2 separate regions of the Mus musculus genome follow, and region 1 is linked to region 2. A link is a loop called in an ENCODE intact Hi-C map of the cell type or tissue named here. Cell type or tissue: left cerebral cortex. All regions are shown on one strand. Links, peaks and the distances in the headings refer to the core of each region. The heading gives the core; the rest is flanking DNA. Region 1 holds the start of Prpf40b (pre-mRNA processing factor 40B). Region 2 holds the start of Mcrs1 (microspherule protein 1).

Region 1 (15,797 bases), core at 3,645-11,644, 45 kb after region 2:
TCGCCTCACCATTAAAAATCATGTTCCCAAACTAAATATTAATGGCAAAAAAAAAAAAAAAAAAAAAAGAAAAGCAACTAGGAAAAATGACTTCCTGCTGCAGTTTAGATCCTGGTTCCCCAAAGATCCGTACGTGGAAGGTTCTGGTCCCCAGTGTGGTGCCAAGGGGAAGTTGTGGAACATTTGAGAGGTAGAGCCTTGTGCAGGGGGCCTTAGGATCTGTGTCCTCTTGAAGGGCATTGTAGGGCTCCAACCCTTTCTTCTTCCCCTATCCTTGATCTGTGGTTTTACTCCACCACATCGGAAGCACAGCTCTTTGGTCACAGGCTGGAATTCCCAAAATGGCGAGCCAAATAACCTTTTTCCCTTTGAGTCAATCCTTACAAGTGTTTGTTACGGCATCAGAAGGCTGACAAGACACTTTCTAAAGGGAACCTCTGACTTTAAAATCAGAGCCAATCAACACCTAAATGAGGATATGTTTTCTTCCGCCCCTAGGCTCAAGGCTCAGTCAACACTCTTACTAGCTAAAGTTGATAAATAATCATAGCAGGAGGCTTTTGTTTCGTTTGTTTTTTTGTTTGTTTTGTTTTGTTTTTTAAGATTTATTTATTATTATTCTCTAAGTACACTATAGCTGTCTCCAGATGCACCAGAAGAGGGTGTCAGATCTCATTATGGATGGTTGTGAGCCACCATGTGGTCGCTGGGATTTGAACTCAGGACCTTCGGAAGAGCAGTTGGTGCTCTTAACCACTGAGCCATCTCTCCAGCCCCCTCGTTTCTTTCTTTTTTGAACATCGCTGTATGTTTGGGACTTAGAATTGTACCTGGCCCATACTAGGGCACTAAGCACCTATTGAATGAATGGATACAGAGTGCAGGTTCACAGACATGAAAAATATTCTCCCTTGTCACCAAAAATACTGCCATCTAATAGATAACAAATTAAGCATCGTAAGTTGTCTTACCCACATAAGACTTTTCCTGACACTCAACTGCTTTTCACTGTACTGTCCATCCACTAAGGCAATGGTAATTCTGTTGCTTACTCACTCAGCAAACACTCACCTTTGGTAATATTCTCAGTGCTTTGCTTGCGGCTCTGTGCCGGCCAAGCAGAAGTGCGCTAAGCTCCAGATTGACTTAGACCCTGGCTAGTGGATACTTCCTGATCTTTATGTCTGTTCTGGGCGATCCTTTGAACCCTTATGATTTCAGAAATCTCATAGTTTGTAAATCATTTTTAGTTTGACCATGTTTAATTTTTAAAAATTTAGCCCCTCTCAATTGCTCACACTCTTGCTCTAAGGATCAGAACCAGACCCCTGTGTGTGCTAGATACACATTCTACCACTGGGCACGTCCCAACCCTGGATGACTTACCGTCACCAGCATACCTAAGCCAGCAAAGGCTCCGAGGGTGATGGGTCACACCCAGGTACAGCTGAAAGAACGGGGTTAGGATTCGAATTTGGTTTCTTTACTCCAGCTCCTTCTCTGGACTCTCTTTCCCCCCTTCCCCCTCTCTATTTTTCTTTTAAGTTCAACCACACTGATGAGTAGACTGTATATAAATAATCTAAGCAAGGCAATTGAAATGTAGACAGTGTATGATTTAATTAAGAAAAGCCCAAGACACCTCCTCAATTTAGTGTATGAAATAGACATGCTGAGGCTCTGAGCTCCTTCCTCAGAGTGAACACAACTCACGCTTTTCTGTTAAAAGCGTGGTGGGGATGCCTTTAACCAATCCCAGCACTCAGAGCCAGAGGCAGGTGGATCTCCATGGGTCCAAGGACAGCCTGATCTATGTAGCGAGTTCCAGGACAGCTAAGGCTACATAGAGAGATCCTGATGAGACAAAGGGAGAGGAGAGGGCCCAAGACTCAAACTGTATACTACTGACCTGAATGAAGATCCTGTCTTTAACAAAGGTAGTTGGAGCCGGGAAATGGTGGCGAATGCCTTTGATCCTCTAGCACTTGGGAGGCAGAGGCAGGCGGATTTCTGAGTTTGAGGCCAGCCTGGTCTACAGAGTGAGTTCCAGGACAGCCAGGGCTACACAGAGAAACCCTGTCTCAAAAAGAAAAAAAAAAAAAAAAAAAAAAAAAGATGTGTTAAATTGGATCTAAGCACCTCTTTTAAGGGACAACATTTAGTTGGGGCTGGCTTACAGGTTCAGAGGTTTAGTGTCTAGGCATGGCACTGGGGAAGGAGCTGAGAGTTGAGAGTTCTACATCTTTATCCAAAGGAAGTCAGGAGCAGACTGTCTCCCATGTGGCTAGGAGGAGGGTCACAAAAGGCCACCCCCACAGTGACACACTTCTTCCAATAAAGCCACACCCACTCCAGTAAGGCCATAGTTCCTAATAATGCCACTCCCTGGGCCAAGCATGTTCAAACCACCACACTCATATACATAAATAAATAAATCTTTTTTTTTAAAAAAGAAAGGGACTGATGGTTTAGTTTGTGTGTGTGTGTGTGTATGTGTGTGTGTGTGTATGTGTGTGTGTATGTGTGTGTGTGTGAGAGAGGAGAGAGAGAGAGAGAGAGAGAGAGAGAGAGAGAGAGAGGAGAGGGTTAAAACATTTCTATAAAGGTTTCACATAGTGGGAAGATAAAATATTTAAAAAATTTTTTTATTTACTGTATGAGTACTCTTCTGCATATACATCAGCAGGCCAGACAGAAGAGGGCACCAGGTACCCTTACAGATGGTTGTGAGCCACCATATGGTTGTTGGGAATTGAACTCAGGACCTCTGGGAGAACAGCCAGTGCTCTTAACCACTGAGACAGCTCTCCAGCCATGAGATAAAAATATTTTAATTCATTATAAATAAAGTTTCACAGTGCTTTGCAGAAAAGGTTGCCATTTAACATTTCTTACATCCTATAGTCACAACACACGTATACAGCACACTACAACACACACACTCGCGCGCGTGCGCGCACGCGCACACGCACGCACACACACACACACACACACACACACACACACACACACACACACGATGTAACATATAACACTCAGGACTGTAGCTGGGCTCTGGGCAGATGGTGCATATGCCCAGAAGTTAGGTGAGCACTGGAGAGTGTAAGGGTTGGTGACTCTTCCTCTCTGAAGCAGCCAGACTTATTTACATCCCTGCCCCTTAGGCCTGGGACATCTCTAGACACTAGTTGTTCTGAGACCTGCACCTTGGGCCAGCTGCCATAGCTTCAGCATCCAGCATCATTCAAAGGCCACTCTCGGGTGATCACCGCACGTCTAGGAGAGACACAAACTTTAAAAACCCCATCTAGCCCGCTTTAGACTCCGTGCAGAACGTTCTCATCTAGAGCAGACACTATTGTGTTGTTGGTCCTCAACTCATTAGAGGTTCAGCTTTATGACAACTGGTGTTATGACATCATTTCACTGTGAAGAAGCTGCCTCAGCGAAGCCAGGCGTGTGATATGTCGGACAGGTGTACGCACGGTCATGCAAGCATCTGGAGGTCAGAGGTCAACCACAGATGGCATTCCTCTGGACAGCCGTCTATCTTGGTTTTTGAGATAAGGTCTCCAAGCATTGGAGCTGTTAGGGTGACCCGCCAAGTCTGACTTTTTACATTAGTTCTGGGGACCAGTTGGGTCTTCATACTTCCAAGGCAAGCACTTTACAGGCTGAGCCACCCCCCTGTCTCAAGGTTTTAGTTTTCACTGCATAAATGGAAAAAAAAAACCCCAGGAAAACAAACATATCATTTTAAAACTTTATAGCTGGGAATGTGACTCAGTGGTAGAGCATTTGTATAACATGCACAAGGCTCTGGGTTTGAGTATAAAATACTTCTCTCTCTCTCTCTCTCTCTCTCTCTCTCTAAATGAATGTAATAAAATGGAGCAAAGAGATTTTGGGGAGAAAATAATTAAATAAAACACAATCACTCAATACCTAGTTCTTTTCAAGATAGGTTATTGCAACAGGTTAAGATGCTATAAAATGATATTCAGAGCATATGTGAGAACAATAAGCTTAACTTGTTAAAACACACACACTCTCTCGCACACACACACACACACACACACACACACACAAGAATGGCGGGTAAGCCAGCTGGGGTGCCACATGCCTTTACTCCCTGCACTAGGGAGGCAGAGGCAGGAGGATCTCTGTAAGTTTGAGATCAGCCTGGTGGACTACAGAGTGAGTTCCAGGACAGCCAGGGCTACACAGTGAAACCCTGTCTCAGGAAAAAAAAGAAAGAAAAAGAGAGAGAGGGAGACGGAGACGGAGACGGAGACGGAAGAAGGAAGGAAGAAAAATGAGGGTCACCTCAATGGCTTAGCAATAAAAGCACTTGCCACCAAACCTGATGACTTGAGTTTGATCCCAGGACTCCACACACAGTGGAAGAAGGGAAAGGGCTCCATAGCTTGCCTGTGGAGCACACACACTAACATTTGCACACAAATAAATTAACAAAAAAAGTTAAAATGCAAATAACACAGCGCAAATGAACACAATAAAAAGCAGATAGTGACAAATCCCTGGGGAATACTGAAAGTCCGCTGGGAAAATAAGATGCCTCAGCTTTGCACTTGGCTCGGCTCTGCAGAGCAATCACAGTGTGGTCAGAACTGACGATTAGACAAACAGAAAGTGTTACAGGATGGATTTTGCAGACGGATATGATAAATGATGTATAACTTATGAGAAGGGAAGAGCAATGAGCTAAATCCTTACATCTGCCCCCGTTATTTCTGGGGCTGAGGCAGGACTGAGAATCAATAACCATACACTAAATATTTCAACACTGTAAGCCAACAAACTGTTAAGTAAAATACATTCTAAAACTTAATTTCATAAAAATGTACCTGGAAGGTCGGGTTCTAAATTAAAGTTTTGGGACTCTCCAGAGTTCCACAGACGAAAATGGCAGTGCCCAGAACCTGGCTCTGCTCCATTCTTTCCTTTCTGCTCTTGGCTGTGTCCTGCCTTGAGAGAACCTACAGGGTCAGTGACCTCTGGTCTATGCTGAGCCTTTCTCTGCAAACAGCTGCCCTTGTTATTCCTCAGGCTTGGGGAGGCCCACATCATCTGCAAGGTCTCTGTGAGGAGGGATGAGGGAATCCAGTGAGAAACGGGAGATGGTCCAGGAAACAAACCGGCAAGGCAGTTCTCCCATCCCTTCGAGTATCCATCAAAATAGGATCAGTAAGGGAATAGTAGCAGTGGATCAGGATATCTCCTTGGATTCCTTACCCAGTGAGAAGCAATGAGGCTGACAGAGGGATACACTGAAGAAACAAACAAACCAAAAACCAAAAACAAAACAACAACAAAACCAAAGAAACCAAAACAACAGCAACAGAAAATCCACTAGTTGTGAAAAATGGCTGTCTCCAGGGAGAAGATCAACGAGGCAAGCAAGGCTCTGCTCTTTGTCCTGAAATGCTTTCTATATTCATTTGACCTTTAAAAACAGTTGCCTGCTCATACTGTAATCCCAGCACTTGGGAGGCAGAGGCAGGAGTGTGAATTCAAGGCCAGCCTAGGCAATGTGTTAAATTCCAAGTCAATCTGGGCTACACAGCTAAACCCTACCTCAAAAAACCAAAGCCCCTAAACCACACAGTAACAACAACAAAACCGTGCTTTTGTGCTCTCTCTCTCCCCCCCCCCACTCCCCACTCCCCCCGCCCCGCCCCCCGCCCCCGCCTGTGTGTGTGTGTGTGTGTGTGTGTGCATGTGCCAATAGCCCAAGTTTTAAGTAGATCCACTCAGGTAAAACCAGATGCTTAACTATGCTGTGCAGAAAAAACATCAGGATGAATGAGAGTGAAGTAAAAATTGAGTTTATTAAGATAAAAAAGAGGGCTCAGAAGTTAAAGGTGATTGCTGCCAGGTCTCTCAAGAGCTTGCCTCCTTTATCTTCTCCCTGGAGACAGCCATTTTTGATCTCCTGGACCAGAAAGCATAGTCAAAGGAGAGAACTGGTATTTCACATACTTGTAACAACACAGGTCACACACACACACACACACACACACACACACACACACACACAAAGTGCCCCCCCCCCCCCCCCCAGACAGGGTTTCTCTGTGTAGCCCTGGCTGTCCTGGAACTCACTCTGTAGACCAAGCTGGCCTCGAACTCAGAAATCCACCTGCCTCTTCCTCCCAAGTGCTGGGATTAAAAGCGTGTGCCACCCCTGCCCGGCTCACAAAGTGCTTTTTAAAGGAGAGGCTGGAGAGATGACTCAGTGGGTAAAGACAATTGCCATCAGTCCTGATAACCTGATTAAATCCCCAGGACCCAAATTGTGGAAAGAGAGAAGTGACCCCAGAAAGTTGTCCTCTGGTTCCCACATGGGTGCAGTGAGCACACATGTGTCCCCCTCCGCCCCCCGATAAATAAATAAAATAAAAGCAAGAAAACATAAGGGAAAGAAGAGACTTTAGATTTTTTTTTAAGCTCGGTTTTGGTTTTATTTTGTTTTTGTTGTTTTGTTTTGTTTTGTTTTGTTTTGATACAGGGCTTCTTTGGGCTACACATTTCCCTGTGTATTCCTGGCTGTCCTCGAACTTGCTGTATAGACCAAGTTGGCCTCGAACTCAGAGATTTGCCTGCTTCTGCTTTCCAAATGCTCGATTAAAGGGGTACACCCACTACCACCTGACATACATTAGATTTAAAGTGCATCATGGATTTGTTATTTGAGATCACTTCAAGAAAGACAAATTAGATCTCAGGGGAAAGGGTTTCTTCCCCTCATGTCCGGCTTTTCATGACGTCCTGGGACATCATTTTAAAGATCAGGTCTCTCACTAGTCAGAAAACACAATGTAGGCTAGTTCGGCTAGCCGCTGAGCCCCAGGGATCTGTCTGCCTCTACAACTCAGTGCTGGCTTGAAGAATGAATATAAGAACTTTTAATACAACTATTGATAAAGCCAAATTGTCTATAGACATAAAGAGGTGTTTTCCTGAGTCAGGTTCAGAAACCTACAGAAGGAAACAGGCAACGTCTTGGTCTTTACCCCGGCTTTGGAGGGGTAAAGAGGTGCAATGCCTCCAACCAGGGCCAGCTGTACTAGCCCAAGAACTTGAGCATGCATGCCCATTAAGTAGCTTCGAGTTCCCTTATCTACATAACTGAACGTTTATCTCTCACTGTAGATGTTACAGAGGCAGATTCTGAAAGTAACCCAGCGCTAAGCGAGAGGCACGTACGCACTCATTTAGGGGATTTGTCGGCTTTGCCCGACACATACGGCTGCTGGCACAGGAGTTTAATTAATAGTTCTTGAATTAAGAAATTAAAACTAAAGCCGGGCGTGGTAGCGCACGCCTTTAATCCCAGCACTCGGGAGGCAGAGGCAGGCGGATTTCTGAGTTCGAGGCCAGCCTGGTGAGTTCCAGGACAGCCAGGGCTACACAGAGAAACCATGTCTCGAAAAAAACCAACAACAACAAAAAATTAAAACTAAAGAAAATACGCAGGGAAAAGAGCCGCTCTGTGAACCGCTGTAGTGCCCTCTGCGCGGGAGAAATTAATGGCTCGGTCCGGTCTGGGTGGTGGCCGCGGAGTCGCGGGCAAGAAGGGGGCTGTGAGCCGGGAGAGCCACGCCGCCCTGCGCAGCCAGCGCGCGGTCAGTCCCAGGCCCGCCCAGGCGCGCTCCGCCCCCGGGGGTGGGCCCAGGCGCGCCCCGCCCCAGGGGGCGGTCCCAGGATTCTGCGCACGTGGGGGCGGGGCCTGGCGCTCCGGGCCGGGGGCGGAGCCGGGCCGGGCACACCGGGCCGGTTGGGGGCTCCGCTCCTCGGCGAGAGCAACCGGAGCCCCGGCCACGAAGGGGTGCGACCCCCCCACTGGCCCCGCCCTCCCGGCCGAAGCCCGGCCAATCAGAGCTGTTTTTACTGGCGAGTGGGCCGAGCCGGCCCAGCTGCTCTGAGGCTCTGGCATGGTAACGTCCCCGCGCGGGGGTGGAGAGGCCCGGGGCTGTCTCACAGCGCCCCCTGCGGCCCGGGCTCGAGCCGGGGAGGCGGGAGGGCCGCCGGGGCACCCGGGACCCTGAGGGAGGGCGAGGGGACCGAGGGGTGAGGAAAAGAAGCCCTGTAGGTAGGTGGGGGCGGGGAGTGAGGGTAGAAGGGGCGGGGAGGCCATTATGGTGCATGGCGGGGGGCGGGGGGGCGGGTGCGACCGGGGGCTGAGGGGACGGAGAGCCTAGGCGCTGTGTGAGGAGGAGGAAGGGATGAAGTGAACGGTGGGTCTGTGGAGAAAGGTCGGGGGCGAAGGGAGGGCAGGCGATGGAAACCAGTTGCCAATCCTAGGCTATTTGGCGTGGCCCGTGCCCCTCCCCCAGACCCAGGCTTGTGCCTTTTGGAAGCCCCAGGTGCCCCTTTGGACCTTAGGGGACACCCTTCCTTACCCATCCGTTCTCAAAACCTGTCTCCCGAGGTTAGGAGGGACTTCTGAGGAAAGAGATGCTCCTGGTTTCCACCTCAGAACCGGAGTAGTCCAAGAAACGGAGGAGCAGAGGCCCCTGGGTCCCAACCCTGGCTCTGCCTTCAGACAGACTGTGGTAACTCTGTGTGACCTTGGGCAAGTCACTACCTTTCTCTGGGCCTTGAATTTCCCATTGACTTTTAAAAAGGAAAATGGGCAGTATGATAAACGGACTCTCCATCCGTTGCAGAAGGGGGCGGGATTTGAGGAGGGAATTCAGGCGAAGGGGTTCTAGGATGCGTCAAGCAGGAGGATGTTGGAGTGGAGACCTTCAGCTTGACTGGGGAAAATTTCTCGGGATTTACGGATAAGAGATTTAAAGCTTGCAAGGCTGGGTCCTGGCAGGCCTGGGCCTTGGGAATCCCGTTGGAGAAATGGGAGAACTCTATAAATAGAGGAAGTTGAACCCTGGAAGTTCAAAAACGATGAGAACCAGAAGTAACAACATTCTGTTTCTTCGGGAGAGTGAAGAGGTGATGGAGGATCAGAAGCAAAATGTTGTATTCTAGAAAGATCTCTAGGCTCTTTGTGGGGAGCAGAAGAAATGCTAGGGCTTACACACCAGAGTAGAGGCTAGGAAGTAGGTGGGGGAGGGGCTGGACCTATTTGGGCTCTGCAGGTCAGTGGAGACAACAGGGTGCTAGAGCTCAGCTGTTCTTTGCAGCGCTCTGCATTGAACCTAGGGCCTTGTTAATGCCGGCAAGAACTGTAGTGCTGAACTACTCTGCCAACCCCGTTTCTTTTTGATGATGGCTGCCTCTCTTTGAGAAATATGCCTCTTAGCCTTCATTTTCTTACAGTTCCTTTGGTGAATAAGTCAGTCCAGGCCTACCTAGGATCACCTGGTTGTCTCAGAATCTCAGGATTGGGATTAAAAAAAATGAGGCTAAGAAATGTCATCTGTGCCATCCTTCTTTCTGGGAGGCAGCTTTATGGGGTCGGACTGCTTGGATTCCAAACCTGCCTCCGCCGTTTAATCTCTGAGAACTGTAGCCACGAAGTAACCTGTTAGAACCCCAGCTTCTCCATGAAATGGGGATACTTTCTCAGAAGGTTGTGAGGATTAAATGGACATGTGGTGTGACTCTGGCTCATAATATGCACCCAGCAAACATTACTGTTAGCCGTGATCTCTGTTCTCTTCCCTGTCTCTCTATTTTTGTCTTTTTCCCTGTTCTTCTGAGTGCTCAGTTCTGAGCTACCCCTTAGATCTGAAGGCTGAGAATTGATTACATCTTGTATCAGGATGCTTCCATTGGTCTCCCTGAATATATGATGACTAGATGGCCAATAGTCTCAGTATTGACTCTCCCCTGCCCTACAATGTGTGTTCTGTTCCGGGGAAGACTGACAAATCTGCTTGTCTTTAGCTTTCTTTCTACTGTCCTTTTGCACTGGTCACTTCAGAGTCCACTCAGAAGTGTTACCGTCCCAAAGTTGTATTGGTATTGCAGCAGGTGAGAGGAGCAGAAAAGAAAGGACAGCACAGGGGGAGGGAGGGAAGACTCTAAAAGGTCCATGGTCATTTCCATTCATCCCATCCCTCTGTCTTCCCTGGGTAACTGAGTAAAATGGGCCAGGGTTTGAATTCTGTCCAGAAGTCTCCATACAGTTAGCTTTCTATCATGTAACTTTTCCCATATGAGTATTTGATACCTGCTGCCTTCCACCAAGGTAAAGGATCTCTATTTTACATGTTTCTATTACCGATTATACTCAAGAGAATTTACACAAACAAATGAGTGCAAACAGTATTTTAGGTAGTATCCAAAAATCCACCAAGGTTAGGGATGAGATGGTGTCATCAAAGCACTTCAGGTGGAGGGCCACCCTGTCTAGACAGTTGGGGAGTTTGAGAAAGAGAAAACCTAGGCTGTCGAGATGGCTTAGTGGCTTAAGTGCTTGCTGCAATGGCAGAAGGATTGGAGTTCAGATCCCCAGAACATACAAAATGCTCAGCTCCTTGTAATTCTAGCCTTTAGTGCAGAGACTGGATCACCAGAGTATGACAGCTAGTGAGACTGGCTTTATCAGTGAGCTCCGAGTTTGGTTGGGAGACCTGGCTCTCCCCAAGGAATAGGGTAAAAGATTGATGAAGGATAAAGGATAATTCCTAACATCAGCTTTGGGCCTCTGCATGCTCATGTGCCTCCCATGTCCTCAGACATTATGAAATGGGGAAAGAAAGAAAGCTCACTTCCAAAATGTAGCACACTGGATTGGAAAGGCAGGCACTCTCAGAAGCCCAGTAAACATTCACAGAGGTACAAGCGACTGCCAAGTGGTGTGCTTGGTCCTAAGAGGACAGAGTGTGTGGGTGTGCGGGTGTGGGTGCTCGGGTGTGCGGTAATGTGAAAGTAAAACAGAGTGAACTTTGGATCATCTTGAATAAAATGAGAGAAATCTAACAATTCCTGTACAGAAAGTTAACTAGGAAGCCCTGGCCTCAGGATGGGCCAGATGTGGAACTGCCTGTAGCGAAAGGCTTTGGATGGTAGATGAAGAGAAAAAAGTATTTATTTATTTATTATTATTATTATTTTTTTAGATAGTGTTTCCTCCGTGTAGTCCTGGCTCTCTTGTAACTCACTCTAGAATCTGTGGTCTTGAACTCAGAAATTCACCTGCTTCTGCCTCCCAAGTTCTGGGACTAAAGGTGTATGCCACCATGCCCAATTTACTAATTTATATATTTATTTTGAGATAGGGTCTCCCGCTGTAGCTTTGGCTGTCATGGAACTTGATTCAAGATAGCCTTGAATTTTCGGAGATCTATCTGCCTTTGCCTCCAAACTTAAAGGCATATGCCAAATTAAGAACACCTGACTCTAAGTCGAGGAATTTTATAGGGCAGGCAGTAGGCACCACTGTTTATTCTTAAGATGAGGTTTGAATCTTGATGATTTAGTCACTTTCAGGGAAGGTTGGTATGAAAACACTGCTTTCTGTGGCAGGCACTGTGCTTCTAGGGAGGACAGATGGGATTTAGTTGGCTCATCTGAAGCCAGCTGTGGGACTGACACACCATTTACAATTACTCTGTCTGACCTTTCTCACATGCTAAGAGAGGAGTGCCGATGTGTGAAGTGGCATTCCTTTAAGTCCAGCACTTGGAGATGGAGGCAAGAAGATCAGGAGTTCAGGACCAGTCAGTCCAAGCCACCCAAGCCACTGTCTCAACCAACCTTGGCACATGGCTATAATCCTAGCACTTGGGAGGCTGAGGGAAGAGGGTTGTTTGGTTGTAGGTTTGAGGCTAGAGTTAGAGTGGGGTATAGAGCGAGCGAGTCCTAGCCAGCCTTACTATAAAGTGATAACCTGTCTCATAGAAGGTTTCGGGAACATTTGGGGGATATTCAGAGTCTCCTCCAGCTCTAAATTGTGTTTTCTTTATAAGGAGGCCTTATCAGAGGCCACCGAGTTTGGCAGGACTTGCCAAAACCAAGTCAATGACCTGCCCCACTTTAATTTTTCTATAATGTCTATTACTCATTTGGATGACAGAGCATGTGCTACAGTGCATGTGTGGGGGGAAAACAGGGGAAAGTTGTGAATCAGTTCTGTTTCTGCTGTGTGGGTCCTAGGAGTCAAATGCAGGTCCTCAGATTTGAAGGCAAGTTCCTTAATCCACTCAGTAGCTCATTTACTGCTTCATTTGTGAGGCAGAGTCTCTGCAGCCCAGACTGACCTGGAACTTACTACACAGCCCACAGTGACCCAAGCTCCTCATACTCCTATCTCCATCTTCCCAGGGCTAGGATTGCAGTGTTGAGCCGCTGTGCTGAGTTACCTCTGCCCTTAAGACTTTACATTTTAGTGGAGTTGCTCTAAATTCGTTAAATCCAAGATGTAAGTGAGGATCCATGTTTTTGTTTGTTTTTCTAGAAATACTTTTTCTAAATAAATTATTTATTATATATACAATATTCTGTCTGCATTCCAGAAGAGGGCATCAGATTCCAGTATAGATGTTTGTGAGCTACCAAGTAGTTGCTGGGAATTGAGCTCAGGACCTCTGGAAGAAAAGCCAGTGCTCTTAACCTCTGAGCAATCTCTTCAGCCTGTGAATCCATGTTTAATAGAGTATATGTTTTAATGCCATGAGATGGTATGTTTGGAATTATACTAGTGACTGTAAACTTGTGATGGGTGACTCCTAGAAGGAAGGTGTGTGGTGTTGAACATATAAAGGAGACTCTGGCTAGTGCAGTGGGTTGCTGAAGGTTTTCATTGGAAATATTTGTTGGTTGTGAAGTGTGTATAGGACATAGGAGAGGTGCCTGATGCACAGTTGAATGCCTGAGCTGGGAGAAGTGAGTGTGGCTGGAGCACAGAGATGGGTATGGAAGAGACCGGCAAGGTCAGTGGCCTCAGAGACCTGGGTAGAGTCTTGGTGTTCACTCAGAACAGTGGGAAACCAATGGAGAATTCTATGCAGGTGCTTATGGGTCTGATGTGTATTTTGGAGGGCATTGTGGGTACAGATAGAAGTGGATATGAGGATAACAGTTTGGGAGGCCACATTGTAGATCAGATGGGAAAAGTGGTTTGGGCAAGAAGTGTGAGAAGAAATGGAAAGAGCACCTAGATGGAAGAACTCTTTTGGAGGTTAAACTGAGAGCTGGGTGACATATCAAGAAGGCTCTAGAGAGTGTCTTCAACAGATGACTACATAACATGGTGGTGCTGGGCCTGATAAGACTGAAGGATGATTACGGCGTAGGTTTAAGAGGCTGGATAAATGGTTCAGTGGTTAAGAGCACTGGCTGCTTCTTCCAGAGGACCCTGGTTTGATTCCCAGCACCCACGTGGCAGCTTACATATATCTGTAACTCCATTTTTAGGGCTTCTGACACCTTCACATGTAGGCAAAACACCAATGCACATAACATAATAATGTGTGTATACACACACACATTAAAGGCTCTTAAAGCAGCTTAAGGTGAAATAGTAGAACATAAAATTGGTATCTCCTATGCAAGTCATTTCTGACATTCCATACAGATAAACTCTCCAGAGGATAGGAACAGTACACTTAGTTGAAGGTAGACAATAGAGAATTCTAATAGCTTGGCACATAGCTACTTAGGACAAGGAAAAAGATATTTCTAGAGATAAAGGTTACAAAGCAGTTTTAACTGGTCAGGCCTCCTCAGGAGCGGGGTAACTGAGAACAATTGTGAGGCAGCTCCTGTCCGTCCAAACTTCCACCTCTTACTAGAGCTCTTGTGCTGGTCCTCAGCTTCTGCTTAGGGAGAAAAACAGCCCTTTAGCCACATCCTCACCTTTTACAGAGTGTTTGAGCTGGGCTCAGAGGTTAAGAGCACTGACTGATCTTCCAGAGGTCCTGAGTTCAATTCCCAGCAATTACATGGTGGCTCACAGCTATCTGTAATGGGATCCAGTGCCCTCGTGTGTCTGAAGAAGTGTACTCATACCAAAAATAAATAATTTAAGAAAAAAAAATGTGTTTGAGCCAGGCGTGGGCACACCTCGAATCCCAGCCCCTGGGGGGCAGAGGCAGGAGGATCTCTTGAGTTCTAAGCTAATATAGTCTACAGAATAAGTTTCAGGGTAGCCAGGGCTACATAGTGGCACCCTGTCTCAAAAACAAAATCAAACAATATAAGACTGTCTGTCTGTTTGTGTCTACGTCTATGCCCAGAGGCCAGATGAAGTCAACCAGCATTTTATTCATCCCTCACTGCCAAATTTACTAGACATAGGGCCTCTCATTGAACCTGGAGGTAGGCTGGCAGACAGCAAGCCCTAATGATCGCCTTCATAGCACTAGTGTTACAACCATGCACAGTTGTGTGTGTGTGTGTCTGACTGTCTCTGTGTATGTGTGTTTGTATATATTATGCTGGCATCCAAACTCAGGTACTCATGCAGCAAGTGCTCTTACCCACTGAGGCATCTCTTCAGCCACCAAAAGACATTATATATATATTTTTTCCATGTATTTAAGTTTGTCTGCATGTACATCTGTGCATCATGCCTGTGCCTGGTACTCATGGAGGCCTACTGGAGTGTGTCAGATCCCTGGAACTGGGGGTATCCACACATGTGAGCCATCATGTGGGTGCTGGGAAATTGAACCCAGATCCTTGCTCCTGGAAGCAGCTGTCTTGAGTGCTGAGGGATGTCTCCTCCTGCCCCACCCCAGGTATTTTTGAACAGGTAATAAAACCATATAGTTGGCATATTCATAAGGCATAAAATGACATACTGTGGAAAGTCTCTTCCTTCTGTGCCAGGAAGGATCTAGCCTTTGCTGCTGTTGGAAGATGGGTGGTGTTGAGCACTGGGTGGGAGAGCCGCTCTCAAACTCTAGTCCATAAAGTGACAAGAGAGTGTCTTTTGTATCTTATACAATAAAGCTTCGCCCCACCTTGCCTCCCTCAGCTTAGCAGCACATCTTTAGATGTTGGCATCAATCCATATCTTAGTAATGAGTTTCCTCATTCTTATGACTGTGTTCCATTTTATGTTTTCGTCTCATTAGTCTTTACTGATGGATATTTCAGCTTATTCTTATTTCTGTTTATAAATATGTTAAAATAAAGATTTTTCACATCTATTATTTTATACATATATATACAATGATTTGTACATCTATCATTCTGTATATAAATATACAGAAAGAAAGAAAATGACATTTTAGAATTTGAAAGTTTTATAAAGAGATTTGCTTCCTTTGTTTTAAATTCATTCAGTATTTATTGAGTACCTATTATGTGCCAGACCCTGAGGCAGGTACCAGGAATCCAGCTTTCGGCAAGTCATGTGATCCCAGCCTCTGTGGAATGGCATCACTCTCTAGTAAGGCAAAATATCAGAGGAGAAATTGAAGAAAGCTACTTTAAATAGTATCGTGTGGTCAGCCATCAGGGGCAAGATAGAAACACGTGGACTATGCAAGCCTGTGTCCACGTTTAGGGTTTGTAAAGGAAAGGCACCATCAGGTGGGGACGATGGCTTAGGAGTAGACATGGAGAATGTGGATGAGTGAACATGAGTCTAGTTAGGGAAGAAGCTGGTTATAAAGAGACCAGTGCTGTAAAGGAACAGCAGTTTTGGATCAAGTCTTCAACCTAGTAAATTGAACAAGGAAAGATGTCAATCCCTACCTGGCTTGAGAGAGGGGCAAGGAAGCGGGTTGAAGTCATGGCAAGAACCAGATGCCTGTTGCAGCGCCTTCTGTGCCTGTGTTGTGGCATTGGCAAAATGGGAACTCCCAAAGTAAAAATGATATGAAGGACTCCATCATCTGGCTTTCTGGGCTAGCACT
Region 2 (15,338 bases), core at 1-8,000:
CATCCAGGACTCTAAATGTGTGACTAACCTGCTAGCTAAGCCAAGAAAACTGCCTGATCCTGGGGACACCCAGCTCTAAGCAACAAATGAGAAACTGAAACTCTTGGGGGAAGATTATTTTACACACACGACTTTCAGGGAACAGAACAATTTCCAGAATCATGACAAAAGCAGCAGGATGTGGTGCTGCAAACCTATAGTTCCAGTTTTTGGGAGACGGAGGCAAGAGGTCAGCCTGAGCTGTAGAAAACCAAGACTCAAAACAAAACAAACAAAACAAAACCGAAAAAAAAAAAACCCAAAACGGCAACAACAAAAAGAGGGAGCAAGCTGGCTTTAAAACAGTAAAAATAAATGCTGTCTGCCAAACGTCCTGTGAGGATTACATGATGGGTAAGACGGCAAGCCCCCGGAACACTATCACGAGGGGACACATGTCCTACCATCCGGCCGTGGCCATCTTTCCGAACCTGAGCTGCAGGAGCATGCTAGGGCAAGGAAGGCTTTACTCCCAGGCAGCAGGAAGAGCTATGGCGGTGCACAGTGCAGCAGGCAGTGGATTTTGCCACGAGGAGTGGGCCTGAACCCTACGAACCAGAACCTGGGTCACCAGTCCCCCTGCAGGCCTCCTACAGTCCAACCCGGTGGCTTTCCTAGCTTGGCGGTGAGAGGTGGCAGAAGGCCTCCCAGCCCTTAGGGAAGAGGATGGACGGGGCCTAAATATGAAGCCCTGCTGGGGATTTTAGGGCTAAACCACCTGACCACACAGACTCCCTGGTCCAGGAGCAAGGCAATGGAAGGAGGATGCAGGCTGGAAAGAAAGCCAGGGTGAGAATCTTGTGGGGGGAAGTGACTAGAGACGACATGCCCAGTTTGCTCTAGTTTTCAGGCTCCCCATAAATAATACACTAAACATACTGTTCATGTGATGGCCAAATATGTCAAGAAACAAAACAACAACAAAAAACCTAAACAAGAAGTAGTAATACTAACTACTATTTGGACTTTTGGCTCAGGATAGCAGGCAAGCTGGTTCCCCATTCCATGATGCCAAAGGCCCTGCCAGCACTACAAGGCAGCAGGTTCTGTTGCTGCTGTTTTGGCAGATGGAGGTGAGGAGGACACACACGGGGCTGCTGAGAACTCTCTCACAGGACGCTGGCAGGCAACTGCACCTGCAGCACTTGGCACATGTTCCCACACCTGAACACCTGACTGCTCCCGACAGCTCCTGGGGTGTCCGTTACCTGTCTGATCCTCGAGTAGGTAATACTGTTTCATGAGCTGCCAGTGGGCCTGCAGAGCCTTGGCAGTACGAGCCAGGTAGAAGGCATCAGGGTGTGTATGCAGCAAGTCCTGGAAGGTCTCCAAGGTGGGCTGGCTGCTCTGGAGATCAGAAACATTCTCTTCATGCCTGGGTTTCTTCATTCCTACCCCATCCCTGTCCCCAGGCCAAGGAACTGGAAAAAGCAACAGTCACCAGAGGCCAGGCATGGTTTCCATCAAGACCCCTGCAGATGTATGCAGACCCCATCCGGGACAACAGGACTCCCTACACTGCCGGTTTCCATCGGCCCAGCGCGTGGCCTGCCCACTTACTGATCCCACTTTGCTCAGCAGCTGCTCCTCAGCCTTGCTGAACAGGGCCTTGCTCTGAATGGCTGCAATGGCTTCTGGGTGTAACTGCCTCATGGCCTGGCAAGCCAGCCTGCACATGGGAAGAAAGAAAGGAAGGGAAAACTGAAAAGGAAGGCGTCAAGTAATCTGGGGTTCCTACTCCCCGCAAAACCTATAAGTCTTTGGAATATAGAGATCCTGAGCCTAGAGGCCTGTGGTAGAAATAACCAGGGCAAGGTCCAGTGAAGGAGCCCGGGAACCTGCGGCTGCTCAAGGTTCAAGGCCAGTCTGGTCTACAGAGTAAGCTCTCACCATCAGCCACCCATACAGAGACCCCAGCTCAAAGCAAGCAGACAAGAGGCCGGCTTCTGAGACACCCTGGGATCATCTGCAACTCTCTTCCCAGCCCTTCCTCATTACCCACTGCCCACGGCCTCCTTTTTCCAAGCTGAGGCCAAGCCATTTTCTGGTCTCTCGGGACTATGGCTACAGCTTGAGTAGGTGGTAGGGCTGTGGAGGAGTAGAAGATGGGTGTTCAGATTCAAACCAAGCTCTGAGGACACTGAATTAAGAAACTGAGGAGGAGTATGGTATGTATGTGCAAGAGCTTACTTGAAACTTTGCTAACACTAGACGGGTCTTGGGCTTTTATGTCAGTGTCTCTCTCAGTGTCTGTCTCTGTCTGTCTCTGTTTCTGTCTCTCTCGCATTTGTTTTAGAGAGAGTTTCTCTCTGTAGTCGTGGCTGTCCTAGAAGTCACTCTGTAGAGCAGGCTGGCCTCCAACTCAGCCAATGCCTCTGCCTCCTGAGTACGGGAAGGCCAGATCCCTCTTCTTATCAGGACCTGTGACAGGCCAGTGTGGACAGTTCAGAAGTGGCCCAAGGCACACACTGGTGGAACTGAGGCTCCTGGCATTTGTAGGCATTTATGTCCCATGCCAGGACGCTGACCTCCATCTGGGACTAGCAGAGGTTAAAGAAAGGAGACACTCCAGAATGCCCAGTAGGTCCCCAGGTTAACCCAGAGGCTACAAAGCCCCATGGCCCTGCCTCCCAAGACCCTCCTTTGGGTCCTGGTTGAATCTGGCCCTCCTATACCAAGTTCCAAAATTGGGGAGCCCCAGTCCTCCCCTCTGCTGAAGCCAGCCCACTCACTTGGAGATGACAGGGTCGTAGAGCAGGGCGTACCAGCGCTCCTGAACTTCCCGAAGGGTGAAGCGGCAGCTGAACTTCACACCCAGGTGGACAGATGTCAGGTCGTTAGTCTGCAAGACCCCAGAACGGTTTGCTCTAGCTCAGCACTGGGAAAAATCCTTCCCTTGGAAGCCACAGGGTTCTGCTAAGCTAGTATGGGGACTGGAAATTGGAGGACAGGAGGGATGGAGCCCCAGGCCCATGGTGGGTACCTGCAGCACAGCATTGATGAGGAGGAGGTCATCTGCAGGCTTCCATCGGCCCAGATCCTTGGTCACCTGAAGTGGCTGTTTGCTTTTCTTCACACGCTTGGTCAGCCCAGGGGTTGGGGCAGGGCTGGGAGGTACAGGAGTACTGGGAGCCTTGGATACCTGGGTACAGGACGGGACCACAGTGAACTCAGAGCTGGTGTCAGAAGAGCTGGGGCTTCGGACCTACTGCATCACATACTGTGACAGCCGCAGGCTCTGACAACACCAGGGAGCCAAGCTGAGAGCGGAGCTTTCTAATGCCCACCCCCGCCCAAGTCCTTGTGTATCTTTCTTGACTGGGTGGGGTCCTCTCTCTGCTTGTGGCGCCCTCAGCCCCAGAAAGGAGGGCAGGTGGGGGGATGCCAGGAAACTACTCTTGCTGCTGCACTGTCTGGGGCCAGAGCAATGCCACCTGGGGGTTATTTTTACACCCTGCAATGCTGGGAACAAGCTGTCTGCTCCCAGAATAGATACGAGCTCCCTGCCTCCCACACGGAATGCGATCCAGGATGCACTGGCGAGGGACGCAGCAAGGGAGGGAGCAGGAGAGACAGGACGGAGGGGTCTGGGATGGGGGCTGGGCAGTGCAGTCCCTGGCAGGCCTCACCCAGCTGCCCAGCCCCTTACCTTCTTCTTCTCACTAGAGGAGGGCTCGCTCCCTGAGCAGCGGCCTGACTCCACCCCGCCGGCCCCCTTCACCCGGGTGGAGGATTTGGCCAGGCTGCTCTCTACCAGTTCATCATCGAATTTCTTCCTTTTGATGAACCTGTGGAAGGTCCTGCAGGGTTAACTACTGGTACCACACCCACGCACGGCTTCCAAGGTGCAGGCTCCCCTTGGGAACTAACTGCCTTCACTTTCCAGCAGTGTCTGGCTCAGTGGACATGGAAAAGCCAAGTTCTAGTCCTCTGAGGTAACAGGCAACCTTTCAACAGAGATGGAACCCCTCACTCTCCATCCTCGGTGCCATCCGGACACACCGGCAGAGGAGGTAAAGGAAAAGCACAAGGCTTTGCTTGGACCCCAGGCAGGCTCAGAACCCAGGCAGGCTCAGAAGGCCATTTCAAACCAAGGCTAGCAAGGGCGTGCCTAGCCCCACATGCCTCCCCTTCCAGGCGCTCTGAGCCCAGGCTACCTGGAGGAGCTTCTGCGTTTGGGGATAGTGCCCAGGGCCTGGGAGGATGCTCGCTTCTGCCCTGCCAGTGACTCCTCATCCTCGGAGCGGCTGGCTGTGCCTGACGCCATCAGGGACGAGTCTAGCAGCCCCTGAGAATCTAGGAAAGAGAAAGGGTGACCTCTGTGCACGGACCCTTGTGTCAGCCCCTCAGCCCTTGCCCGGCCTCCCTGAGGCTTGGTCTTTGAGGCAGGCATTCCTCCTTGGCCATCCAGATCCCATCCGGGCTCAGACCTCCTGGTGCCACGGGTCATGGGGTGCAGCACAGGTGCTCAGGTCAGGCTGATGAGGCCGACACACGGGGTGGGCTCTGAGCATAACTGCTCCCTTGGCTATCAAAATGCATTGTGCCAAAGAGCAGAAGCTCCACAGCAACTGAGGCAATTGTGGCTCTGCCGAGAGGCACATGGGTGGTGCTGGCCCAGGGGAGGGGGGTGGTAGGTGGCATTGCCGGGCCAAGACCGAGAGACACTCGTGCAAGGCAAGGGGTAGAGTCAGAGGCTGCCTGGCGCCCGAGAGCTTGGGGAGATGGCCGGGCCTCACACTACCTTTGTCCATCCTCTCACAGTCCCAAAGCCTCCGGCTCCAAACCACAGGGCTAGGAGGAAGGGTCCCACAGGCTCATCCAAGGGTTCTGACCAAGCGAGCTTGGATGCTGAGAAGAGAGTCTGGGAAGGAGAGGTAAGGCTCCCTCAGGCTCGGGTTTCCAACAGGCCAAACCTACTGACTGACCAATCCCTTATCCTCGTGCACTCGTGCACCCTGTCTGAGGTAGTGGGAAGAGGCAAAAGAGCTCTACTCTCAATTGCACCTAACCATTAGTAGCTATTACCTGGTCTGATGGCTCTGACAGTTAATCCCAGCATGTGGAGGCGGAGGTAGAGGTAGAGGTAGAGGTAGAGGTAGAGGTAGAGGTAGAGGTAGAGGTAGAGGTAGAGGCAGGTGGATCTCTGTTGACTTTAAGGCCAGCCTCGTCTACAGAGCAAGCCAGGGCTATCTATATAATGGTGAGCCTCTGCTCCAAACAATAAAAACAAAAAATATAAGTAGCTATGTGGGAGTCACTGAGGCCTTTGTGTGAATGATAAAAAGATGTGGGAAAAAACGTATTAGGCTCAGAGATCTCTCTTAATTTTACCAGTGAATCCTAAATTAAGCATTTGGAACGTTAACCAGAAAGGGTCAAGGGATTCCTGACTCATTTGTTTTCCTTTGCCTGTCTACTCAAATCAGCAGCACCAGCCTGCCCCCAGGCCACAGCCTGGGAAGGTAGATGGAATCCCACTATCTCGCTACCCTTTTGCTTTCCCTTCCATTTGCAGCTTTTACTAAAGCGGGTGGTTCCTTCGGACGATTCAAACGTGGTTTGGGAACTGTATGAATACCCAGCGCTTTGGCAGCCCCGCCCCTCCTGACTCCGGCGTCTCGTAGAGCAAAGTTCTGGCTCTGCCTTTAAGGACGCTCCACGACCAGCTCCGTGGGTACCACAGAAGGGGGGTGCAGGTGTCCAGTCCCACGAGCAACTAAGGCAAAGTGCTTGCCCTCCTTCCCTTCCCTCCTCCCGACAGGGCACCCCCAAGGTGAGGGATCAGTGCAGGTCTGTTTCAGGGACTCTGGGGAGCAGTGGTAATTTAGTCAACTCTTCGGCTCCATACTACTGCATCGATCTCGCCATCTGGCTCTGAGGCCCACAGGCCGGTGGTAGCGAACCAGGACCAACTCCCAGACAATTCTCATCCCACCTCAAGCATGCCACCTGTGCGCATGCGTAACACCGCAGGCCAGAGCCTGGCCTGATCGGACTTACGCATGCGCAGATTTTTCGGGGCGATACCGGGGCGGGGCCCCAAATCTTGTTGTGGGGTTGTGCCCCGAGGCACGTTGGGAAACTCCACTTCACCCTCCAGGTCTACTCAGAACACTAGGAGACGAGTCGCGGGGTCTCACCATTCCTAGGCTGCCAGCTCCAACAATTTCTCCGCGGCGACGGCAGGAGCCGCAGGGCCAAAGCCGGCTTCCGTGAGACACATCTACTTCCGGGTTGCGAACGAAGGGTTGGACGATCTCTTCCGGTTCGTCCTGGACCCGTAAGTGGAAGGGGCGTGGCCGTGCGCCTTAGTGGAAACCATTTTGCGGGGAGCCGGAAATACAGCTTTCCCGGTTGGCAGAAGCGCTTAGGGAGGCACCAGGCAGTGTTAATTATAGGAACCGCGGAGGTTTCCGTGTTGGAAAACGCAGCGGGAGGGCGGGGCTTGTGCTGAGACCCCGCCCAGGCGACGCTGGGAGGGGCGGGGCCGCCGTGCATTCGTAATTAGCACTAACCTTGGTAGGTCTCTCTGGACCAAATCTTGTATTGTTTTATCTGCCAGTGTTTTCAGATAAGGGATTCGGTCAGGCTCTTTGCTAAGCACAGGACTGGAGGAACATGTTGGAGAGTTTGCTCTAACTGTGGCGTACAGTACGATCCCGAAAATTCCTGTCTAAGGGGGAGATGCAGGATGGTGGCCGCGTTCCTAAGGAAACACTCCTTAGAAGGAGCGGCGCCAGTTGCTTACGCCAGAAGAACTCCATCTAGACTGCTGGGGTCAGTCGTGGGTAGCCAGCAAACCAACCGAATCCTTTTCAGAGGACAGTGTTCCCTGAGGAAACTGTTTTGAAAGAAAGAACTAGTTCCCAGAGAACAGGAGACGTCCAGACTTTGGGGCCGTGAGAGATGCCCGGGAAAGCTAGGGAGACTGGGCTCTAATAGCTCTTTCATGCCTTCTTTGAGGGGCACAAAAGTGGAGCAGCTCTGGCTGGAGGAGCTTCCGGGAAGAGCGTTTGCCCAGCGTGCCTGACATCCTGAACTTAAGTGTCAAATGGACGACCCTGACAAGTTGCAAGTCTTCTCTTCATAATATACTGTTACTTATTTAACGAGCATGTATTTGCTTTATCGCTCCCAAAACAAAGTTTTCTGGTATACAGTGTGCTTGTTAGAGGTTTGTCAACTTGAAACTAGCTAGAATCTTCGCGCTCAGTTGAGAAAATGCCTCCTTCAGACTGGTTGGTAGGCAAGTCTGGGGTGTGTTTTCTTGTTTGGATAGATGTGGGAGGTCTAAGCAGTGCCTGCCTTGAGGTTCTTGCCCCAACTTTCCTCGGTAATAGACAGTGACTTGAAAGTTATGAGATGAGGGGCTGGTGAGATGGCTCAGTGGGTAAGAGCACCCGACTGCTCTTCCAAAGGTCTGGAGTTCAAATCCCAGCAACCACGTGGTGGCTCACAACCATCCATAACGAGATCTGACTCCCTCTTCTGGAGTGTCTGAAGACAGCTACAGTGTACTTACATATAACCAATAAATAAATCTTAAAAAAAAAAAAAGAAAGTTATGAGATGAAATAGACCCTTTGCTTCCCAGGTCGCCTTTAGTTACAGTGTTTTGATCACAGCAATTAAAAACAAACTAGGACACAGTCTGGTGGGTTGTGCAAAATATAGTGTGGTTTAGTATCTATACAGATGACAATTAATTGGGCTTTCTTCTTTAAAGAGTTTTTGTTTGTTTGTTTGTTTGTTTTTAAGTAGGAGTGAAATACTTGTTGCTTATCAGGCAAGTTCTGTCCCACCAAGCCACATGGACAGCCCTAACAAGGGATCGTTTGGTAAAGAGCTGGATGGGTACTGTTCAATGTTTGTTAGATGTTTTTCTCCTAGGAAAGGCAAACCCTTAAAGAAGGAAACCCTGAAAGAAGAAAGGGTTATTTTAGCTCACAGGGTTTTTGGGGGTGTGAGGGGGACAAACATCATGGCAGGAAAGGCATGGTGGCAGGAGTGTGGGGTGATTGCTCACGCTGTGTCCAGAACTTGGAAGTGCAGAGAGATGAAGTATTGGTGTTCTGCCTGCTTTCTCCTTTCTGTTCAGTCTGTAGCCCTAGCCCAAGGTCACTCGAAATTAGGGTGTGTCTCCCATCTAAGTTAAACCTCCAGAAATAGCTTCACAGATGTCTTGTGACTCTAAATGAGGTTAAGCGGACAAGATCACAAGCCCACCTGATGTCCAGGCATACCACATTTATGTCGGTGGCATCCATCAGCTGCTGGTGCCACTGGAGCATAGCGATCACCGGTCTTTCTTGGTTTGTTTGGCTTGGGTTTTTGAGACAGAGCCTCTATGTAGTTTTGGCTGTCCTGTAACTTGCAATGTAGGTCCTGAACTCACAGAGATCCATCTCCCTCTGCCTCCCAATGTAAGGATTAATGGCGTGTGTCACCACACCCAGGTATTAGGCTTTAGAGACAGGGTCTCATGCAGTCCAGCTGGTCTCAAACTCAAGTTATCAAAAGATTGACCTTGAACTTCTCATCCTCCCATCTCCACCTCCCCAGTGCTAGGATTACAGCCGGGTGCCATTATCCCTGGTTTTGTGTGGTACTGGGTATCAAACCCATGGCTTTGTGCGTGTTGTATAAACACTCTACCAACTGAGCTATATCCCCAACCCTGAAACATCACTTTTAAATCATAGCATTCCCTAAAGTCTCATGTTAATTCTTTAGACCGGATGTGAGCTTTATTACTGAACATGGTTCAGTGGGCATAGTAAGCAGAGTGGAAGCTCTCAGGAGGACCACAGAGTCTGCCACTCTCCCCAGGGACTATAACTGGGGACATATGTGCCCCATAGCCATCAGGGATGCACTGGTTGTCAGTTACCACTCCTTTCAATTCTTCTGCATTAAACTTGGTAAAGCCCCACCTCTTTGAGGCGTGGCTCTTCCAGAGGCCAGGGAACTTGAACCTTACCTCTATGCAAGGCCTTAACCACCTTCCTCATTGTGAAACCTGACACAGATGGGCTTGATGACTTGGCCTAAGTGGATCCTGGCCACTGTGTCCTGGAGCTTCCCAAAGGCAGCATGCACGCTTGTCTGCAGCCTGGACTGGGGATAGTATTGAGGTCAGAGACAGAAATAGCCCCTAGAAAGCTGCCACCAAGATCCCTTAGGGAAACCCACACAGATAGAAGGTTGAATATCCCTCCAAGTAGGCTTCTGTTTGCAGCCATTACACACAGGTGCCATGAAGAAGGGGGCCTGGCCAGCTCAACTGGCTGTATCACACTCATTTTTCTTTCTTTGTTTCTTTTGTTTGTTTGCTTTTGAAAACAGGGTCTCTCCATGGCCCTGGCTGTTCTAGAACTCACTTGGTAGACAAGTGCAGCATTGAAGAGTGCTGGGATTAAAGGTGGGTGCCACATGCCTGCCTTCATGTTCATATCTTAATGCAGAAGGCAGTTATTTCATCTTAAAAAAAAAAAAAACTCAAAGTCTCAACACTTTCAAAATGATTCAAAAATATAAGTGCAGAGTCTTTTCTGAGACTCAGGTGACCTCTTAACTGCGAGTCTCTATAAAATAAAATACAAGTTACTTACAGTATACAATGGCACAGTGTAAATATTTCCATTCCAAAATAGAGTGTGGGTCATGCAGGGAAGATCAGGCCAATGGCTGGAGAGGTGACTCACTCTGTAAAGTGTGCTGCAAAAGACCAGGCCAAAGCAAGACTGAAACCCAGACAGGCCAGCACTCTGCAGTCTGAACTCATGATGGAACCGTCTGGGCTCCAGCACTGTTAGCAGCTGTGGCCCCAGCCCACCACCGGCAGCACCTGCAGCTTTCCTCTCCGGTCAGCGCCCTTCTCTGCCTGCAGCTTTCCTCAGCAGATGCTCCATAGCCCTAGAACCTCCAATATGCACTGCAACTCTGGCATCCCGTTCACATGGTCAGGCAGTGGGTTCCCAGGGAACCTGACCCCATTCCACCTTGCCTGGCCTTGGAGACTATGTGTGCCTATACAACTACCACCACGTAGGTACCACCAAGTTCCACTGTGGCTTCAAGATGTAGTCTATCCTCTTCCTATTACCGTTGCAGTGCCTTCTGTACACACTAGTGGCCCAACCCAGAACACCTGGGAAAACAGAATCTAGTTAGGTTCTGTTTTCAAACAGTGAACGTTTTCAGGGGCATTCCCAATTTAGACTTTCAAGTTTGAGTTTTCACAGATTGGTGTCTCAGTAGATGGGGTATTGCCCGCAGGACACCTTTCCTGTGGCCCTGCTCCCTGTAAAGCTGGATAAGATTAGTGAGCAGAAGCCATGACTATAGCCTAAGACACCATGTTGTGATTATGACATTTTCTCCACCTCCACATTAGTCCATCACTCGTTAATTCCGCCCCAGTCAAGTTTGAAGTGGAAACTTCTAGTTCTTTGGAAAGTTAGTTATGTCAAATGATATTTTGTCGGGGCACCCAGGTGAAAGGACATCTTGCTAAAGCAGACATGGGAAAGACTGTTTTCCTGAAGCAGACACAGGTGAAAGGATGTTTGGCTAAAGCAAACATGTGAAAGGACTCTTGATGAAGGAGTATATAAATATGACCCACAGACATCAAGAGCCGAGCACTCAGCCTTGGTTTGGTTTGTTCTGTCTTTGCTAAAGACACACATGTACTGATTCGCTTGTATTTCTTGTTGAGCTCAACTTGTGGTAAAGCTGCCATTGAGAGAATCTCACCCAAGAACTGCTTGTGAGACTCCTGTGGCAGCTTGTCGCTTCTGCGGCCTCACCTCAGGCCGGTTGGCGAGCCTGGTGGTTCCTTCAGGATTGAACTACAGCTGTCTGGTCTCCACTTGCTGAAAGGACTGGACTGTAGCTGCCGGTTCGTACCTGGTGTGTCTGCCTGCCTAGAGGACTGGTGTGCAGCTGCTGAGTTGTATTTGGTGTTTGCTATGGGACTGAACTACTGCCCGAGACGATTGAGCTTGCCCCCAAAGAACTATTGCTGAACAAGTCCACTTCCCCCATATGCTAATAACTTTTCTCTTCCACTACCTCTGCTGGGTGGTTGGCTAAAAGTAGGTTGCAAAAAAAAAAATGTGTGTCTACATAAGTTCTCTTGGTGTGAGCAGAGTGTAGCCAGGGTGTAACAAGAATGGTGCTACCATGTTTCCCTCTGAAACTCAACGAGCACAGCAGTTACTGTCTATGTCAGGGTGCTGGTCCTCTAGACTCGCACCATAACGGCTTACAAAACTCTGTTGAGAGCATTCCAGGATTGCTCTTGCCAAAATCTTCCTCTCCTAACCCGAAACCATTTCCAAAGGCCTAGGAGCTGCACGGTCACCTTTATCCCAGCAGTGGCCAGTCCTCAGTACCATGTTTCTGTATGAGTTACTTTTATTGTTGTGCTCACTGAAGCAATTTATGGAAAGGTTTGCTCCAGCACAGTTTGAGCTGTACATTGTATCATGATGGGGACAGCCACGTGGGCAGCGGCTCTGAGAGGCAGCTGGGCGCACCGCACCCACAGGCAGTAAGCAGGGAGCCAGATGCGGTGCTGTGGTGCTCTGCATCGTCTCTTGTGTTTATTTACTTTGGGACTCCAGCTCTTCCCCCCCCCCCACCCCACTCCCCCTGCAGTTAAACCCCTCTGGAAATGCCTTCGTAGAAATAATCCAGAGGCACCAACCAGCCACAAAGCCTTTGACCTGCAATTTGTCCTGCCTGCACGATGTGCAGGGGCAATGGTGGCCCAGAATTTGCAGCAGTGGCCAAAATGGCTGAGTTATATAGGAATCAGACTGGGGACAGGGAAGCGGAAGCCTAGCCAAGGAGAGTGAGATGTTAAGGGCAAGGTGAAAGGTGCTGGGAGGAGCCACAGGTACTGAAGGATGCTGGGGGTCTGGCCGGTATCCTCTTTGATATGTAAACAGGCACCTCAGTCATAGTCCCAGGGTTCTGAGAGCTAACAAGGACCACCTTACCATGACCACCCTGCGGTCATATCTGTTTCAGAAGGTCCCTTGTGCTTATGCTCTGCTTCTGAGCCCTGCCTACTTACCCGCCAAATCCTCCATTTGGGAACCCTACCCTAGAAAAACCTTAACTTCCCCACATCCAAGGCTGAACCCCACCCTAGGGGGAGACAGCCCATGTACACAAATGAAAAAGCTTATTTTAGTTCATTGCTTGCTGTAATTAATTTGGCAGTGGTGATTTGACTAGGGTTGGTGGTCTTTCTTCTCACATCTTTGGGACTGACACAGAAAGGGGAAATAAAAATGAGACACAGACTCAGTCTGAGAAACTAGGTGGCTGCCCGGTGCTATGACCCACACCTGAGATTGCAGCTACCTGGACGGCTGAAGCTGGGGATTGCATGTTCGAGGTCAGCCTGGGCTGTATAGCAAAATTCTGTTGAGAAAGAAAGAAACTTAAAATATTCCAAACCTGAAGCACCTTGCTGGTTTTCCCACCATTCCCTACTACTAGTCCCTAGGCTCTGCACCCCTAACTGGCCTTCCAGCATTCTTCCCCACTGTGCTACCTCCCATTCATTCCCAGTACCCAGAGTGCTCCTCTTCAGATAGAGTGCTCCTCTTCAGATGATTCAAACTCTACTTATATCTGACTACTGTGGGAATCCCTCTCTTCTTGGAAGCAAACACCTCCACCCCTCTGACATCATCGCTGCCTTCTTTTGTTACCAGGCTTGGCCTTCTAGGACAGATGCTTCCAGGTTCGGGGCCTCATGTCTAAAGAACTGAAAAGAAGGGCTCAGGCAGGTTTGCAGATGGAAGAAGATAATATTATTCAGAGCAAAGCAATAGTTCAGGTTATAGAGGAACGTAATAGCAAGACTGACGTCAGGCCACAGGAGGGGGAGGTCACTGAAGGGCCCTAAGCTTTGCCTGAGGTCTCTTCCTATGGGATCCATAAGAAGGAAGGGCTACTTACTGAGAAGTATAGTTTGGGTGTTTCTCTATTTTAATTGAGAGATTAAGTCATATATTAAATTTTTCTACTACACACATCCCTTCCCATAGTGCATCTGATTTTAATCATATGCACACTTTATCACGCACAAGCATAAGATGGTAAACGGGATTCCCCCTAAACTTTACCAGAAGACACAATTTTGCCTTTATTGCACATGTACCTAAAACCAGTTCAGGTCGGGTCAGCCTTCTATTCATCACTCCCGGACATGTTGGGAATACAACTGAATAAGAACTATTTTAATTTGATTGTTACTAGGAGTGGGGAAGTTTAAACTGTTGGTCAAAGATGAGGGTGCTCGGGCTAGACAGATGGCCCAGCGGTTAAGAGCACTGATTGCTCTTCCAGAGGTCCTGAGTTCAAATCCTAGCAGCCACATGGTGGTTCACAACCATCTGTAATGAGATCTGATGCCCTCTTCTGGGGTGTCTGAAGACAGCTACAGTGTACTTACATATAATAAATAAATCTTTAAAAAAAATGAGGGTGCTCATAGCCCAATACACTGAAGGAACTCTGAGGTTGCTAGGGTCATTGTTTGGAGATGGGTATATGTGCATAATACACGCAAGGGGGAGGAACTTTGGTGCCACATGCATTAATATACACACATGCATGCACATAGGAGGGCTTGTGTGTGTCATGAGAAACAAACGGAGTTCCAGGAGAAACTGACCTGTACTAGTAAGGCATTTTTCAGCAGTAGGGTCCTCAGAGGGAGGAGCGGGAGGCGAGAAGACAGAAGCCGCGAGAGCTGGAGTCGGGAGGTCTTGCACAAGTTGTGTCTTAGGCCAACAGAAAACTATCATATACTGTGAAGTCAGCAGAAGGCTACTCAAGCAGTGTTGCATAAAGGGACACAGGATGTCAGCCAGACAGCGCTGGAGAGGGTAACTTTGCTCCTTAGGGAGAAGAGTGGGGTTCTCAGGACCCACAAATCCTTGCCAGGCATATTTCTGGGTTTGCACAAGGAACTACTGTTATCTTTCCATACATCAGGCATGGGGGGCGGGGGGAGCCTTGGGTCAGCCTGGCTCTCAGCACTAAAGGATCACCCACTCATGCTTTCGCTTGCCCTTCCCATCCTCCTGCTCCTCCCCCTGCCCATCCTCTCACTCCTCCCCCTGCCCATCCTCTCGCTCCTCCCCCTTCCAGTCTCCTGCTCCTCCCCCTGCCCATCCTCTCGCTCCTCCCCCTTCCATTCTCCTGCTCCTCCCCCTGCCCATCCTCTCGCTCCTCCCCCTGCCCATCCTCTCGCTCCTCCCCCTTCCCATCCTCCTGCTCCTCCCCCTGCCCATCCTCCTGCTCCTCCCCCTGCCCATCCTCTCGCTCCTCCCCCTGCCCAGCTGGTGAGCTCCGAGTTCAGTCGTTTGGCTCGGGTTCTTCTTCTTTTCAGTACTAAAGTACATGCTTGCTATCTGTTGAGTAATCATCTTCAATTACAACAAAGGAATAGCCTGTGGGAAGCCCAGAGTTGTGTGGGAGCAGAAACAAAGAGCTCTGAATTAAATAGGTTCAGTTTTGGGCACCTGCGAGGTATCCTGGCGGAGGTGTTTTGTTTAAGAGGCAGACATACTAGTTTCCTTAGGAAAGAGGTCTGGAGATATAGAAAGTCAGCATCATGATGAGGCAGACGTGAACGCCCAGGGAGGAGAGTAGACATAGGTATAATGCAGGAGAGCCAAGACCAGTGCACGGGACCCTCCAGCATTCATGATGAAGTGGAGACTTGGAGCCCAGAAAGAAACAGGATACAGATGAAAAGAAGGAGCTAGCAGTGACTCCATCCATTCAGCTTAGTCATCCGTGGTGGAGAACAGTCTCAGTGCACTCTCTTTCCCTGGTGTGGATGGAGCTTCCGTGGGAGCCACGGCTCATGGGTCCTTTTGAATCTTTGCTTAGGACTCCATGTTTCTTCTGGAAGATTCGAATGCAATGGTTGGGAACACAGGATCTGCAGTCAAATTACTCGTTTTTTTTGTCTTTTTTTGTTTTTGTTTTTGTTTTTAAAGACAGGGTCTCTTTGTCCAGCCTGGCTTGGAGCTCACTATGTAGATCAGGCTGGTCTTGAACTCACAGAAATATACCTTCCTCTGCCTCCCAAGTGCCAGGACTAAAGGCATGGGCTATCACACCTAGCATTTGGTTTTATTTTGTAAAAGATTTGTTTTTATTATTTTTTTCTCTGTTTCTCTATCTTGCTCTCTCCTTGTACAAATGCACACATGCACACACATTACATACATGCATGCCTGCCCATGCCCATGTATGCA

The links. Peaks named below come from ENCODE experiments on the same cell type or tissue, not always from the same donor. Only the 100,000 strongest peaks of a DNase experiment are listed, where the experiment ranks them.
Region 1: it touches region 2 in a loop (2.0-fold over the local background); 3 of 42 quality-filtered maps call a loop at or near these places.

What each region holds. Positions count from the first base shown.
Region 1 is chr15:99,287,313-99,303,109 of GRCm38, forward strand. Prpf40b (pre-mRNA processing factor 40B) reads left to right here and starts at 7,926. Exons shown (of 26, transcript NM_001370635.1): 1 at 7,926-8,116. It also overlaps a transcript of Fam186b not described here. In left cerebral cortex, for the core only: a CTCF peak has its summit at 8,008 (motif pointing left); DNase peaks (open chromatin) are centred at 7,274, 7,856 and 8,529; H3K4me3 peaks cover 2,519 bases; H3K27ac peaks cover 1,797 bases.
Region 2 is chr15:99,245,680-99,261,017 of GRCm38, forward strand. Mcrs1 (microspherule protein 1) reads right to left here and starts at 6,282. Exons shown (of 15, transcript NM_016766.3): 1 at 6,183-6,282; 2 at 4,784-4,903; 3 at 4,197-4,335; 4 at 3,689-3,827; 5 at 3,023-3,181; 6 at 2,772-2,881; 7 at 1,600-1,708; 8 at 1,248-1,386. The coding sequence starts at 4,793. 1700120C14Rik (RIKEN cDNA 1700120C14 gene) reads left to right here and starts at 6,109. Exons shown (of 3, transcript NR_045627.2): 1 at 6,109-6,322. Gm25999 (a small nucleolar RNA gene) reads right to left here and starts at 9,335; the gene lies at 9,203-9,335. In left cerebral cortex, for the core only: CTCF peaks have their summits at 3,465 (motif pointing left) and 6,811; DNase peaks (open chromatin) are centred at 2,116, 3,482, 3,878, 5,583 and 2 more places; H3K4me3 peaks cover 2,742 bases; H3K27ac peaks cover 6,459 bases.